Linked DNA regions of Homo sapiens: all the other regions are linked to region 2. Evidence: chromatin contacts called from ENCODE Hi-C or POLR2A ChIA-PET data. All regions are on one chromosome and are shown on one strand. The core of a region is the stretch at or near the end of the contact, and the rest is flanking DNA. Distances in the headings are between cores, read along the strand shown. Region 1 overlaps DHRS12 (dehydrogenase/reductase 12). Region 2 overlaps INTS6 (integrator complex subunit 6). Region 3 overlaps WDFY2 (WD repeat and FYVE domain containing 2). Region 4 overlaps WDFY2 (WD repeat and FYVE domain containing 2).

Evidence for each region. Hi-C counts contacts between places; a loop is a spot of excess contacts on that map. ChIA-PET counts read pairs that join two places held with the same protein, here RNA polymerase II (POLR2A). Pooled maps may share reads with other maps.
Region 1: a pooled map shows a loop between it and region 2 (2.4-fold over the local background). The contact joins two enhancer-like sites. A Hi-C loop is called at or near these places in 3 of 50 pooled maps. POLR2A ChIA-PET finds 5 or more read pairs at or near these places in 10 of 52 experiments (A673, CD4-positive, alpha-beta memory T cell, H1 and 7 more).
Region 3: a loop to region 2 is called in a pooled map, with 5 times the contacts of the local background. The contact joins two enhancer-like sites. A Hi-C loop is called at or near these places in 1 of 37 single-sample maps with no recorded cell type and 3 of 50 pooled maps. POLR2A ChIA-PET finds 5 or more read pairs at or near these places in 3 of 52 experiments (OCI-LY7, Panc1 and activated naive CD4-positive, alpha-beta T cell).
Region 4: a loop to region 2 is called in a map of CD8-positive, alpha-beta T cell, with 1.9 times the contacts of the local background. The contact joins two enhancer-like sites. A Hi-C loop is called at or near these places in 13 of 168 maps with a recorded cell type or tissue (CD8-positive, alpha-beta T cell, Caco-2, Calu3 and 7 more), 1 of 37 single-sample maps with no recorded cell type and 7 of 50 pooled maps. POLR2A ChIA-PET finds 5 or more read pairs at or near these places in 2 of 52 experiments (OCI-LY7 and PC-3).

What each region holds. Positions count from the first base shown.
Region 1 is chr13:51,796,490-51,799,703 of GRCh38, reverse strand. DHRS12 (dehydrogenase/reductase 12) reads left to right here. Exons shown (of 9, transcript NM_001377533.1): 2 at 37-170. The coding sequence starts at 45. Among named protein-coding and RNA genes, the nearest start is that of DHRS12, 6.1 kb to the left of the region's middle. RefSeq lists enhancers at 1,973-2,052, 2,123-2,651. Within about 2 kb of position 1,888, at least 4 of the 41 ENCODE cell types and tissues checked have a DNase peak (open chromatin) inside an H3K27ac peak, as active enhancers do.
Region 2 is chr13:51,417,819-51,420,908 of GRCh38, reverse strand. The region is part of intron 4 of INTS6 (integrator complex subunit 6); the gene reads left to right. Among named protein-coding and RNA genes, the nearest start is that of INTS6, 34 kb to the left of the region's middle. Within about 2 kb of position 1,733, at least 3 of the 41 ENCODE cell types and tissues checked have a DNase peak (open chromatin) inside an H3K27ac peak, as active enhancers do; they include OCI-LY7, where a contact is called at or near this core.
Region 3 is chr13:51,703,268-51,706,245 of GRCh38, reverse strand. WDFY2 (WD repeat and FYVE domain containing 2) reads right to left here. Exons shown (of 12, transcript NM_052950.4): 4 at 2,596-2,650. Among named protein-coding and RNA genes, the nearest start is that of DHRS12, 99 kb to the left of the region's middle. Within about 2 kb of position 1,670, at least 2 of the 41 ENCODE cell types and tissues checked have a DNase peak (open chromatin) inside an H3K27ac peak, as active enhancers do; they include OCI-LY7, where a contact is called at or near this core.
Region 4 is chr13:51,728,687-51,731,704 of GRCh38, reverse strand. All of the region lies in intron 6 of WDFY2 (WD repeat and FYVE domain containing 2), which reads right to left. The region is part of intron 1 of LOC124903177 (a long non-coding RNA gene); the gene reads left to right. Among named protein-coding and RNA genes, the nearest start is that of DHRS12, 74 kb to the left of the region's middle. Within about 2 kb of position 1,409, at least 15 of the 41 ENCODE cell types and tissues checked have a DNase peak (open chromatin) inside an H3K27ac peak, as active enhancers do.

The DNA.
Region 1 (3,214 bases), core at 639-3,138, 380 kb before region 2:
TTACAGCTGGTCTTCCTGTGGGTCTCCTCTTTCTAGGAGTGGCTATGAATCTGCATGTAAAGACTTTGTCCCTCATGACTTGGAGGTCCAGATTCCTGGAAGAGTCTTTTTGGTCACTGGAGGAAACAGCGGCATTGGCAAAGCAACTGCCCTTGAAATCGCCAAGCGAGGTAAGCAGCTGCTAACACGTGTGTCCACTGAGCCCCACGGCCAGACTGCGGCCGGTCCACACTGAGGAGGGCACCCTGTGTCACAGGCAGGCCAGGAAGTCCTGGACGGCGATCCCATGGTTCTGGGCACAGCTGCCAGCTTTCTGAGTTTTGAGCTCCAGGTGGCTAGAGCAACAGGAGCCCTTTCCTCAACACTTAATTAATTCTCAGGCGAGCTTGGGGTCCTGCCCACGTGTCCCAGTGTTTTCTGATTAAGAACAGCGAGGGGCTCAAGCAAACCCTGGACATCAGAATCCCCAGTGGAATTTAATTAAAAAAACAAAAACAAAAACATGAACACCTGGTCTCTAACTCATGTCTTCTCAATGAGACTCTCCTGGGGTGAGAGACAAGGGGAGGGGGAGCCTCAAAGTCCACTGCAATTTGGATGTGGATGGTAGTTATGAACCAAGGCCCCCAAAATACCTGGAGAGAGGAGTGCATTGAACTAAACTTCCTCCTTGCTGGGGTCCAGCCTCCAGGGCTAGAGCAGCCTCCCGCTTCCCTCCCCTAAGCTTGACTATAAAGAGGTGCTTCAGGTGCACTGTAAAGTCTTCAGTCAGCAGAAGTCTTCCTCATGGTAAATGCCAGAATTTCCTGCATGAGCTCAACGATCCTGGGTCACCAAATGGCTCTGCAGTGGCTAGAAAAGTTTGCTGCATCTCTCCAGAGCCTCTTCAGGAAAAATGGATGTTCCAGCAGAAGGTGGGGAACTAGGTTGTGAATTTATCACTTTTTAAGATGCTGAAGATGTTTTCTTTTTTCCTCTCTCTAAATCCAAGTTAGGCATTTTTCAGGGGACTATTATATCATTTGAAGCTTTATTTAATTATCTGCCAAGTCAGGGAGAGGATTAATTGCATCTTAGCAGCTGGGAAGCACTCTGAAGTGCGGAGAGGAGGAGAGAAGAGGGGCTAGTGTTGTGGTTAGCCTGTAGCCTCCCATGAAACACCCCATTTAATCAAGTGGGTGATTTTTAGTAAAGAAAGCAGACTCCATAACGATTCGTTCTTAGCTGCCACGGCGAAGGCATTCTGCTTTAAATTGACCTTGATTGATGATGGTGTGGCATTTGCTGGGATAATATGAGGGCTGCTGATGGACTCAACATTCAGTCAATACTTGAGTCTCTACTACATGCTAGGCAAGTGGCTGTCTACTTTGGCTGAACATTACATCACCAGGGGAGCTTGTAAAACATACCCAGTCCTGGGCCTATCGCCTAGATCTTTAAAAGCTCCCTACATGAGTCTAAAGTGCAGCCAGGTTTAACACATCTGGGTCAGCTACTATGCTAGATGCTAGGGAGGCATATGTGACCCAGATCAATGTTTCTTATCCTTGATGTGTTCAGGCCCTCAAAAAATCAGGATGTTATTCCAGACGCACTGTCAGCACAGGTAGGCAATAAGGTTCCAGCACCTCCCTCACCATCGCCCTTGCTGCTCTTAACTCTGGGAACCACCCATCTAGGCTTAACAGAAGAGTGTCAACTGTGAGCCCATATGTCTTCATTTTTCATTAGGAAGAGCTGGTTTCTGTAGCTCTCGCTGTAACTCACAGATGGTTTCATTGAATTCCACCAGGTGGCACAGTTCACCTGGTTTGTCGAGATCAAGCCCCAGCAGAAGATGCCAGGGGTGAGATCATCCGGGAGAGCGGTAACCAGGTGAGCAGCTCCTCACCCCTCCTGCTGGGTTTCCTTGCCTCCATGGTCAGCTGTGAGGAGGCTGGACTCCTACCCGCTTTCCCTGGGTTGAAGAGGGCCTGTGTTTGTGCTTCTGCTTTGGAAGCAGCCTCGGCCAGCAGGGAGCTGGGCCCTGCTTTTGAATGGCTAGGTTTGACAAGGGGATAAGTGGGGGCACTGAGGCTTGACCGCATGGTCCTGAGCTGCCTGTGAAACCAGCAGAGGCCAGCAGGCAGAGGCCCATTACACTGGACAGTGATACTTCCAGTCTCCTCACCTCAGAGGGAGCCCACATCAGCAACACACAGCAAGGGTCACCCGGGTGCCACGGAGCCATGCATTGACCCGATGTGCTCTAATAAAGAGAAACACCGGCAGCATTTGGGTCTTGATGAGAGCTACTTTCTGACACGAGCCTTCAGAGCTGCCTCACATTTTGTGGTCTTTCTGTTCTGAAAGAGCTGGAACCAGGATTGGCTACATAATTAGTGGGGCTCGGTGCAAAATGAAAATGCAAGACCCTTGTGTAAAAGTTATTTAGAATTTCTACACAACAAAGGCAGGACATTAAACCAAGCTTGAGGCCTTTCCAGTCGCAGGGCGTGTGCAGCTGTATAGATCATATTCCCATGATCCATCGTGTAGCCATAAGGCTGCCCTGAATGGAAAACCCTGACCCCCAAAAGGACCCTCAGTCATGGCTGCTCGCTCACTGTCACTAAAGAACATCCTCATTCCATTCCTACCTCTTCTCTAGGAGACCCCACAATTGGAGGGCCTGTAGGAGGGAAGCTGGGGAGGGACAGACAGTACCCACCCTCAGGCATGGACCCTGGTCAAAGAGAAGAATGCCCCTCTCTAGGATGGAATATTTTGCATCAACTTTGAAATAACATTTTCACACCAAGTGTCTGTTCCTTTCCCTTTCTCATGGAAATCCCCAGTCTCATGCCATCAGGTGCCTTACAGAGGCTTAGTGCTGGCGGCAAGTGTGAGGGTCTCTAAATCTTCCTCTAATGTCTGCAAGTGCCGCTGCGATCTGCGGGCTGCAGTTCTCGAGATTGAAAGCTGGCTGTCTGCCTGCTGATAACTTTCGGTGGTGCTGCTGCAGGATGCAACAAGAATACTAATCTCAGGCCACGGACAGGAGGAGGTTTGCCTGGATTCCAGCCTGCTGTGGTGTGGGCCACAGGCTTTAAAAAGTATATTTAAATGAAAAATGATGATAATATGGATCTGTTTGGCTTATATCTAATTCCACCATGTTTAGGAGGGGTAGAGAGCTGAAAAGGGGAGCAAGCATGTTCCTGCACTGGGG
Region 2 (3,090 bases), core at 484-2,983:
GAGGAACTCGGTATTTCCTGGGGCTCTTCACAGCTTTAGGTTAGTATCTGTTGTCTTAGACCGAAATAGCCTTGCTATCATAGCTAAGGAACACTTTGGTTACAAAATTGCACTTGGTTGTTAAGTATGGATAGTTTTTTTTTTTTTTTTTTAATTTAGCTAGCAAGGTATTCTCTTGATTTGTATATTTATTAGATACCAGTTATTTGGTATTACCAATTATCAGGGTTTGGAAGGATAAGTTTGCATTTGCTTTGTCTGTTATAATAACCTTTTTTAAAAAAACATAGCTACCTTTGAACCAAGTTTGGATTTATGTAGCTCGTATTTTATTGCATTCTGTTGAAGAATATTAGTACTACCTGCATCATTTCAATGACATTTTTAGCACCAGAAAAAGATTCTCCAGAGATGTTTTGAGTATTTTGGAAAAAGTTTAATTCTGGGCCTCTTTCTCTGTGATTTGAAGCACTCACAGAACTCAGTTATTCATGTAATAACATTGATTGCTAATAACGTTGATTACTAAATTTAAATGCTAAAGCTTGTCCTAAGACTTAACTTTTTTTTTTTAAATGAACCACCTATATTAGTAAAAAAAAAAAAAAATTAAGTATGTACCATTCCCAGTGTATGCACATTTTTAAATTTAGAAATTATATATGTGACTACTGCATTAATATTATTATGTTAAAAACATATATTAAAATAGAACTTTAAAAAGATGAGAGGAAAAAATTTATACAAAGGAAATTCTGATCTTTGCTTCTTGAATAACATGGATCATGATTTATACTAGGGGTCAGCAAACATTTTCTTTGAAGGGCCAGATAGTGAACATTTTAGGTTTTTCAGCCTGTATAGTGTGTACTGGAACTATTCCACTGTTGGAGGGCAAAAGCAGCCATAGACAGTATGTTAAATGAGTGAGAGTGGCCGTGTTCAATAAAATTTTATTTACAAAAAATAGGCTCTGGGCTGGATTTGGTTGGTGGGCTATAGTTTGCTGATCGCTGGTGTATACCCTGTTTTGTAGACTACTGTTCTAGACCTTGGAGTTGTATTGTACTACTTCTGTTAGATCCTTTTCACATTAGTTTTAGAGAGTGGACTTTATGGAATTGATTTTTCCTTTATGAAGTGGGTAGAACACCACTAGTAGAGAGTATTCAGTTAAAGTGAACAGATGCTTATTGAACAGTAGTGAAGTTCAGATGCAGGGTTAGGTACTGGCTCATGAGTTTGATATGAGAGGTACAGTTATGGCATAGTGTAAGATGTAAAATTATTAAAGCACAAGCTAATAAGATGGTACAGTTGAGAAAGTGAGGCCGGAGCTGGCTCTAGGAAATGTCTTGAGTTGGATTTTGAAAGGTTAATTCAAGTTTGTGAAGTAGATGTATGCAAAGACATAAAGGTCACTGAAGAGAGTTTGGGAGAACTGTATGTACCTCAGTATTGATAGCTGGCAAAGTGTTCAAGAAAAACAGCAGCAGGAAATGAGACTAGATAGATTGGCATGGCACGTCCTATATTCTCTGCCAAGGAGTTTCGACTTTGTCTTACAGATTGATGAAAACCTTATAGATTGAACCTTACAGATGGGAACCTTATGGATTGAAGAGATTTTAGTAGAGGAGAAAGTTATTAGATTTGCATTTTAGAAAGAAGTAGCGTGGACTATACAAAGAGCAGGTTTTTTTGGCACCTCATCTGTTTTCACTTCCTCATAAAAGAGGACATGATTGTAGGTTGAACTATACCAGACATAAAATTAAGAAACTTGGAGTGCTATTTAGCAATAAAAAGGAATGAATTGTGACATGCTACAACATGGATGAACTTGAAAAACATTACCCTAGATGCAAAGGACCTCATATAGCATTATTCCATTTATATGGAATGTCCATAAAGTTGATTAGTGCTTGCCTGGAAGTGTTTGGGAGACTGACTGCAAATGGGCACAGGGATCTTTTTAAGATGTTGGAAATGTTCTAAAACTGCATGGTGGTGATGGTTGTACAACTCTGTAAATTTACTAAAACTCGTTGAACACATAAAATGGATGAATTTCTCAATAAAGTTGTTAAAAAATTAGAAAGACTTTACCTTTGCAATTTGTTGGGGTAAAACTTTGTTGAAGAAAGTATTTCAGTATTGCAGGTTGTCAAGTGATTGCTCTTTCCTCTGAACAAATATTGACCTTAAACTACTAGAAGCTAAAAAAAAGTTTTGATTTTTTAATCAAAAATTCCTTTTGGATGTACATTGGATATTCCTAAGGATACACATTTTTAACTGTGGAGTGTAACAATAGGAACTAACAATAAATAATTGGGTTGGCATTAAGTTTTATGGGATTCACTTTGACTTTAATAATTTTTTTTGAGACAGGATCTTGCTTTGTTGCCTAGAATTTCTTAATTTTCCTTTCCTTAATAAATATGATATGAGGAGAACCTTCTTCATTGCTTATATTGGATAATAGTATTAAAGTTAGAAATAGCCTAAGGGAAATTTACTTGATTTTTTTTTTTCAAGGAAATATACTAAAGAAAAAGCTGATATAGGATGCTTTTAAATTTATAAATTGTTTCCTCATAATCTTAACAGTTATAGGAAATGAATAAAGAGAATGCAAAACAATTGGAAAATGGTTAATTTCATTCAATAAATATGTATTTAGGGCTTACCATGTGCCTAGGCACTGTTCTTAGAAACAGATTGTGAAGGACTGTTACTGTATTACTTTCTTTTATTCCTGGCTACTAAAATAATGTATGAGGTTGAGCTTAATTATTTTAAAAAATGTGTAAACTTAAGTGTTTAACTTTTATTGTTTACAAGGTAATTTCACATCTCCTGTAATTCTCAATTCTGTGACGGTGAGGAAAATGTCTTAGTAAGGCTGATTTCTACCTAAGAGGCAGAGCTAGGACTTGACTGTTTGTTTTATTTTTTCAGGTCCATTGCTCTTTACACTCTAGTGTGGGATTAAAAGAAAAAAACAAGCAACAGTATTGTACTGCATAAGGACAGTCATATAGGTCAGTGAGATAGAATTGAGAGTCTAGCAGCAAAACACATACA
Region 3 (2,978 bases), core at 421-2,920, 290 kb before region 2:
GCCTAGTATTGTATTAAGAAGAATGACAAAAACAACACGAAGTGTCACTTTATCATTATCTCCAGGAATTTGTGGAGAATAGGTTTCCATAGTACTCTAGTTATCAATTTTTTGTAATCCTCTGTAGATAAAATGAACTTATATGAAATATTAAGAGACTCAAAGAATAATGGCATATGAAGAGAAGTTTCTAGTGATATGCTCATTATACTTATACCTGTGAGGCCAAACATTATTTTAACAAAGACATAGGAAATGGCATGTTATGCTTATACATTTAAGAAAAACACAAAATTAGTCAGAAATTAATATATTTAATGACAACTGGGATTTCTAAATATCTTGGTAAGCTGAGGTGATGGGCTAAATAAAATGAGATTGTGAATAACAGGATGTAAAGTCCAGCATTTAGGCTAAAAACAAAAATAAAAACAAGAAACAGCTTCAAAAGTACTGAAGATATAGCTTTAAAATAACTCAATACATTTTAAAATAACTAAAAGAGTATAATTGGATTGTTGGTGACATGAAGGATAAATACTTGAGGCGACAGATACCCCATCTACCCTTACGTGATTATTGTGTATTTCATGCCTCTATCAAAATGTCACATATACCCCACAAATATATATACCTACTATCTACCCATAAAAATTAAAAATTAAAAAAAAAAACAAAGAAAAAAACAAACAATTCAAGTGAGAACTGTGGAGGAGCTTGAGTTGATTGCTCCACATGGCTGCCAGAAATTCACCCTATATAAGAACAGTGCTCAGGAAAAGAGAGAAGGGAAATATAATTTTGTACTTATCAGATTACATGGATGTATTAGTTACCTATTGCTGTGTAACAGATTACCCCAAAACTTAGTGCCTTAAAACAGTAAATGTTAATTATCTCAGAGTCTGAAGTATTGGTGCAGTTTAGCTGCATGCCTCTGTCAAAAAGTCTCTCACAGGATGGAATCAAGGTGTGGAATGGAACTGTAGTCTCATCTGAAACCTTGATGGGGAGAATCTGCTTCCGAACTCTCTTACATAGTACTGGCTGGATTCAGTTCCTTGTGGGCTATTAAACTAGGGTGTCAGTCCCTTACTGGCTGTTGACAAGGCCTCCCTCAGTTCCTCAGCACGTGGGCTTCTCCACAGGGCAGCTCACAACATGGCAGCTGGCTTTCATCAGAGCAAGCACACAAAAGCACAGAGTGGGCAAACAAGGTGGAAGTTTTGGTATCTTTGTAACCTAATCTCAGAAGTGATATCCATCACTTGCCATATTCTAGGTCTAGCCCACACTGGAGGTACAGGGTAAATTCCAGGAGGCAATGATCATTAGGAACCATCTTAAAGGTTACCTACCACAGGGTATCATATTTTCAAATGGTCTTAAAGGTACCATATGATATCCCAAATATGTGACCAAGCCAATTAAAAAAATTTTTTTAAGTAATGTATTTTTAAAACTTGATAAATAATAATTGCATATATTTATAGGATACATGTAAAAACTGTTTTAAAGAATAAAGGCTCAGGTAACTTAAAATAAAAATTACAGATGTAAAATATATAGGCTGGAAAAGAGAAGTGAGAGCAGAACACTCAAGATTGAAACAGGAGACAGAAGGGAAGGGGCAGAAACTTTCACTGCTGTTTTAAAATAACTGAAAGATTGTCATGTGTAAGAGAGATTGTACTCAGTTTCTGTAGGTCCAACAGGCTAAGCAAACACCAATAGAGGAACATTTATCACTTATCACACAATGTTTTAATGGCCTGCTTACCATCCGTATCCTCTCCATGATTATAAACTGCTTATGCACAGACACTATACATGTCTGGTTCACTATTACAATTCTGTTACCAGAACACAATAGACACTCAATAAATATTTGATGAATGATATGTGAGAAAATTAAAGAATAAAGAGAAATAAATTTTAGCTCCAAATTTTAAAATAAAGAACTTAATGCTTAGAATTTTCCAAAATCACAATGGTTCCTGTGTCTCTGGAGGTACTAAAGTAGAGGCTGGATGATCATCCTCTCATTAAAGGCGAGTCAAGAGAATTGGAGGAAATGACCTCTAAGTGTTAAAAGGTCTACCTCAAACTTTCTGGTTCCACAACATTGTTAGTCTGAATAAAGAAATCCCTTCCAAAAATTGTTGTCAGATGGCCTGTCAATGTTGAAGACATGATAAAACCACAATTCTTCCCCTTGGACAACACACTCTGAGCACTTTTAAAACATTTAACCAAATACAAGATGAGTCCTATTAAGGCAGCTTTTTACTGGACCCACTTTCTAAACCTGCTGTACGTTGAAAAGCAGCATGGTATAGTAGGAAGACAAAGGCTGTGGGTTTGGGAGTCAAGCTGACCTGATCTGGCTCTGCACTTAATTAGAACCCCAGGCAAGCCACCCAACCTCATTGGGCCTCAGTTTCTTAATTCAAAACACAGGGATAACACTCACTCAAAAGGTTGCTCTGTTTTGTTTCCCTGATGATTGTAAAGTATGTATTCTCTTGTGGCAGTGAAAACCACCAAGAAGTATTTTAGAATCTGGGTAATGAAGGTACTCCTCTCACTCCCTACCTTGATAGTTTTTCACAGGAGTCATCTTGTTATAATCTTCTGACAATATAAACTCCTGTAAAAGAAAAGAAAACTATTAAACAAAAATAAATTCTTTAAGTGAATGACTATATTTGGTAAAACCAGACTGAATAAAGCGAATTGTCATGACGATTACATCCAACATTAGTATTTTGCCCATCAACTCAGAATTTTTGTACCCTTTTAAAAGTAACAATCAAAATTATGATCCAATGCAGTTATCATAATTTTACCTTATAAGTGTTGACTTTTTGTGTATGCACAAGAAGAAAACCAGATCAGTTCAGCATCTTGATACCGGTCGATTCTGAAGATAAACCTAATTCAAAATATTTTTCTTTCAAGGGTGCCACAGCTAAAAA
Region 4 (3,018 bases), core at 160-2,659, 310 kb before region 2:
TGTTTGGGACCTCCCAGGGCCCAGAACGAGCCTACTACTTAGGAAGAGCTCAACAATATGTCTAAATCACCATGGACTCTCTTAAAGGTCCTCACTCTAGCTTTACAGGAATGAGTTGTGTTGTAGCCACATTAGTGATGGGCAGATACTACTGTTTAGGAACAATAATAAGGTAACCATCTAACCTGCTACATTTGCCTTCCTGTTAGTTAGTGACCTTCCTAGGCCATTTCCTGTTTTTCTCAAATATATTTCTTGATAAAAATAAAGTGAAAATGCTTTAAACTCTTTAAGAAAGATAAGACACAATGCCAAGGTCATATTTCGTATCAGAACAAGCCTGCAAAACACGGGACCTTTGAACCATATGTGGCTGACAAGAGTGCTTAGAAGGTGCTACTGTCTCTTTTCTGACCTGGAGGCAACAATACAAAACTCACAGAGCTCCTATCAGCCACCATACAGTGAGTGGGTGAGTGCCTGATTACTTTAGAGTCAAGAAGTCAGGCTGAAAGCCACCTCTGCCTAAAGCAAACCTGGGAACCATCAGGTCCATCACCAGGCCTGCGGAATGCACCTCTGAATCCTACCTTGAATCCATCCATTCCTTGTTTTCCCACTGTCACAGTCCCATCTCAAGGGACAGTTCCCTACTAGCTTTCCAATTCCACTCTCTACTGCCAGACAACCTTTTAAAATCCAATCAGGTTACCTTCTTTGCTTCAAACTCTTTAATGGTCTCTCAGTGACCACTGGATATGCCCAGCATGGTCTCAGTGATGGGAAGTGACTCTTGCTTTCTGGCTGCCCCTCCACCTTGACCTCCCCTCTCCTTCCCTCATACCCAGTGTTCCTGCCAAAAAAGAGTGACTGGCAGTTCTCTAGAGAGCCATGCTCTCACACATCTCCTTGCCTTGAACACGCTGGTTTTCTCTGCCTGAGATACTCTTCTCAGTTGTTTTCCATGAACTCAATACTTACACATCCCCAAAGAGCTGAGGTCAGGCAGACTCCTGAGGAGGCCGTCACTAACTGCCTCCACTTCCTTGGAGTGGGCTGCCCTTCTGTGTTCCCAGAAGCGCAAGGTGCTTGCTCCCCACCAGCCCTTGCCACGATGCACTAGAACTGTGCTTTAGCTTTTGTCTCTCTCACTGGGTTGTGAAGAATTTGAGGACAATGACAATTTTACTCTGGGACTGGGAGGAATGGCTGAGATGACAAGGGACAGCACAGAGCGTAAAGAGAAGGGGATCCAGGGAAGATCCTGGGAAACCGCAGACCACAGTGGAGCCTGAGAAAGCCAGCAGCGTCATAGAAGAAAAGCCAAAGGAAGGCCGTTACAGCCAGAAGGAATGGCCACAATGTAAAATGCTGCTGAAAAGTTAAGTACGACAAGGTTTACAACGTGTCCCAGCAGGCCACTGGTCACCTCGGGGACAGCAGTTTCAGTGGCGTAATAACGACAAACCAGATTGCAGGGAGCTGGAAGGCAAATTGGAAGTGAAAAATATGAAGCAGCTGGGAAAATTATATTCTTTTAAGAAACACGATTGTTTGCTACAACTTGGATGAACCTTGAGGGCATTATGCTGAGTGAAATAAGCCAGTCACAAAAGGACAAATACTGCATGATTCCACTCCTATGAGTCACCTAGACTAGTCAAATTCATAGAAACAGAAAGCAGAGTAACAGTTTCCAGGGACTGGGGGGCCGAGGGGGAGGATGGGGAGTTAATGTCCAAGGGAACAGAGTTTCAGTTTCACAAGATGGAAAAGGTTCTGTGATGGATGGTGATGACTGCACAACAGTGTGAATGTAGTTAATGTCATTGAACAGCACATTTAAAAATGGTTAAAATGGTAAACTTTATGTTTTATACATTTTACCACAATTTTTTAAAAAGAAGCATTGCTATTAAGAGAATAAGAAGGAACTTGCTATAAGACATGGGATTGAGAGGGTGTTGCTTTGTTTTTCTACCAGAGGCAAAAAACATAAGCATATTAATAAATTGAGAAGAATGAGTTAGTCAAAAGAGAGATCAAGGCAATCCATTTTGGCGTGGAGACCCTGCAAATAGACTGGGGCCAGAGGAAAGCAGCTCTCCTGCACTGAGAAGAGAAGAATGGGCTGGAGGAAGACTGCTCTCCTGCACTGAGAAGAGAAGAATGGGCTGGAGGAAGGCAGCTCTCCTGCACTGAGAAGAGGAGAAGTGGGGAGAGAAAAAGTTTGTTTGTTGGGGTGAGGGGGATATACAGTGGGCAAGAAATATGTGGTTTTTTTTTTTTTTTTAAAGCTTCTATTTGATAGCTTTTGAAGGAAGAGGCAAGGAATGAGATGGCGATGGGGGCTTGGGAAGGATGGTGAAGGTCTCTGTTTAGGGGCCTGGGAGAAGGAGTGAACTGAGGACAGGGAGAGGGATTATTAGGCAACTTCATGAGTCTGCACAGGAAATCGTGAGTGTGCAATGGTAATGATGGTCTAAGCCTCAAGGCAGCGTGACTACTGTAGACCCAGCAGCTGGCTGCACAAGAAGAAAAGGTGGAGAGTTAGTCTGAATCAGACAGGCTTGCCAAGAAGGCAGAACATTTACATTCACAGAACTGAGAACGCTGAGAAGCCGTGGGTGAAGCGATGCACCACTGGGAGGAAAGGTGATGCAGGGGAAGAGACGCTGGGAAAATGGAAGGACCGCGGGCTAGAATGCGCCACAAGGGGAAACAGTAAGTGGAATGAAGAAAGGTGTAGGGAATTGGAGGATGAGGAGGCTGAAGTCTGCAGTGACGCACAGAAGTTTAAGACTTCTGAGGTGGGACAGTTCTGGGTCCCCCCCAGAACCCCAGGCCCAGTCTTGGCCAAAGTGTAGGTGAGGGTGTAAGCGGCTAAAAAAGAAATTCAGTCAGGGAAGACCAGGGTCCTATCCATAGGGGATATTTCCATGTGTTCTTCCTCCCAAAGGCATAAATAATTAAGATGATCTTTTATGAATCTTCTTCCTTGGATTCAATTTTTTCCTT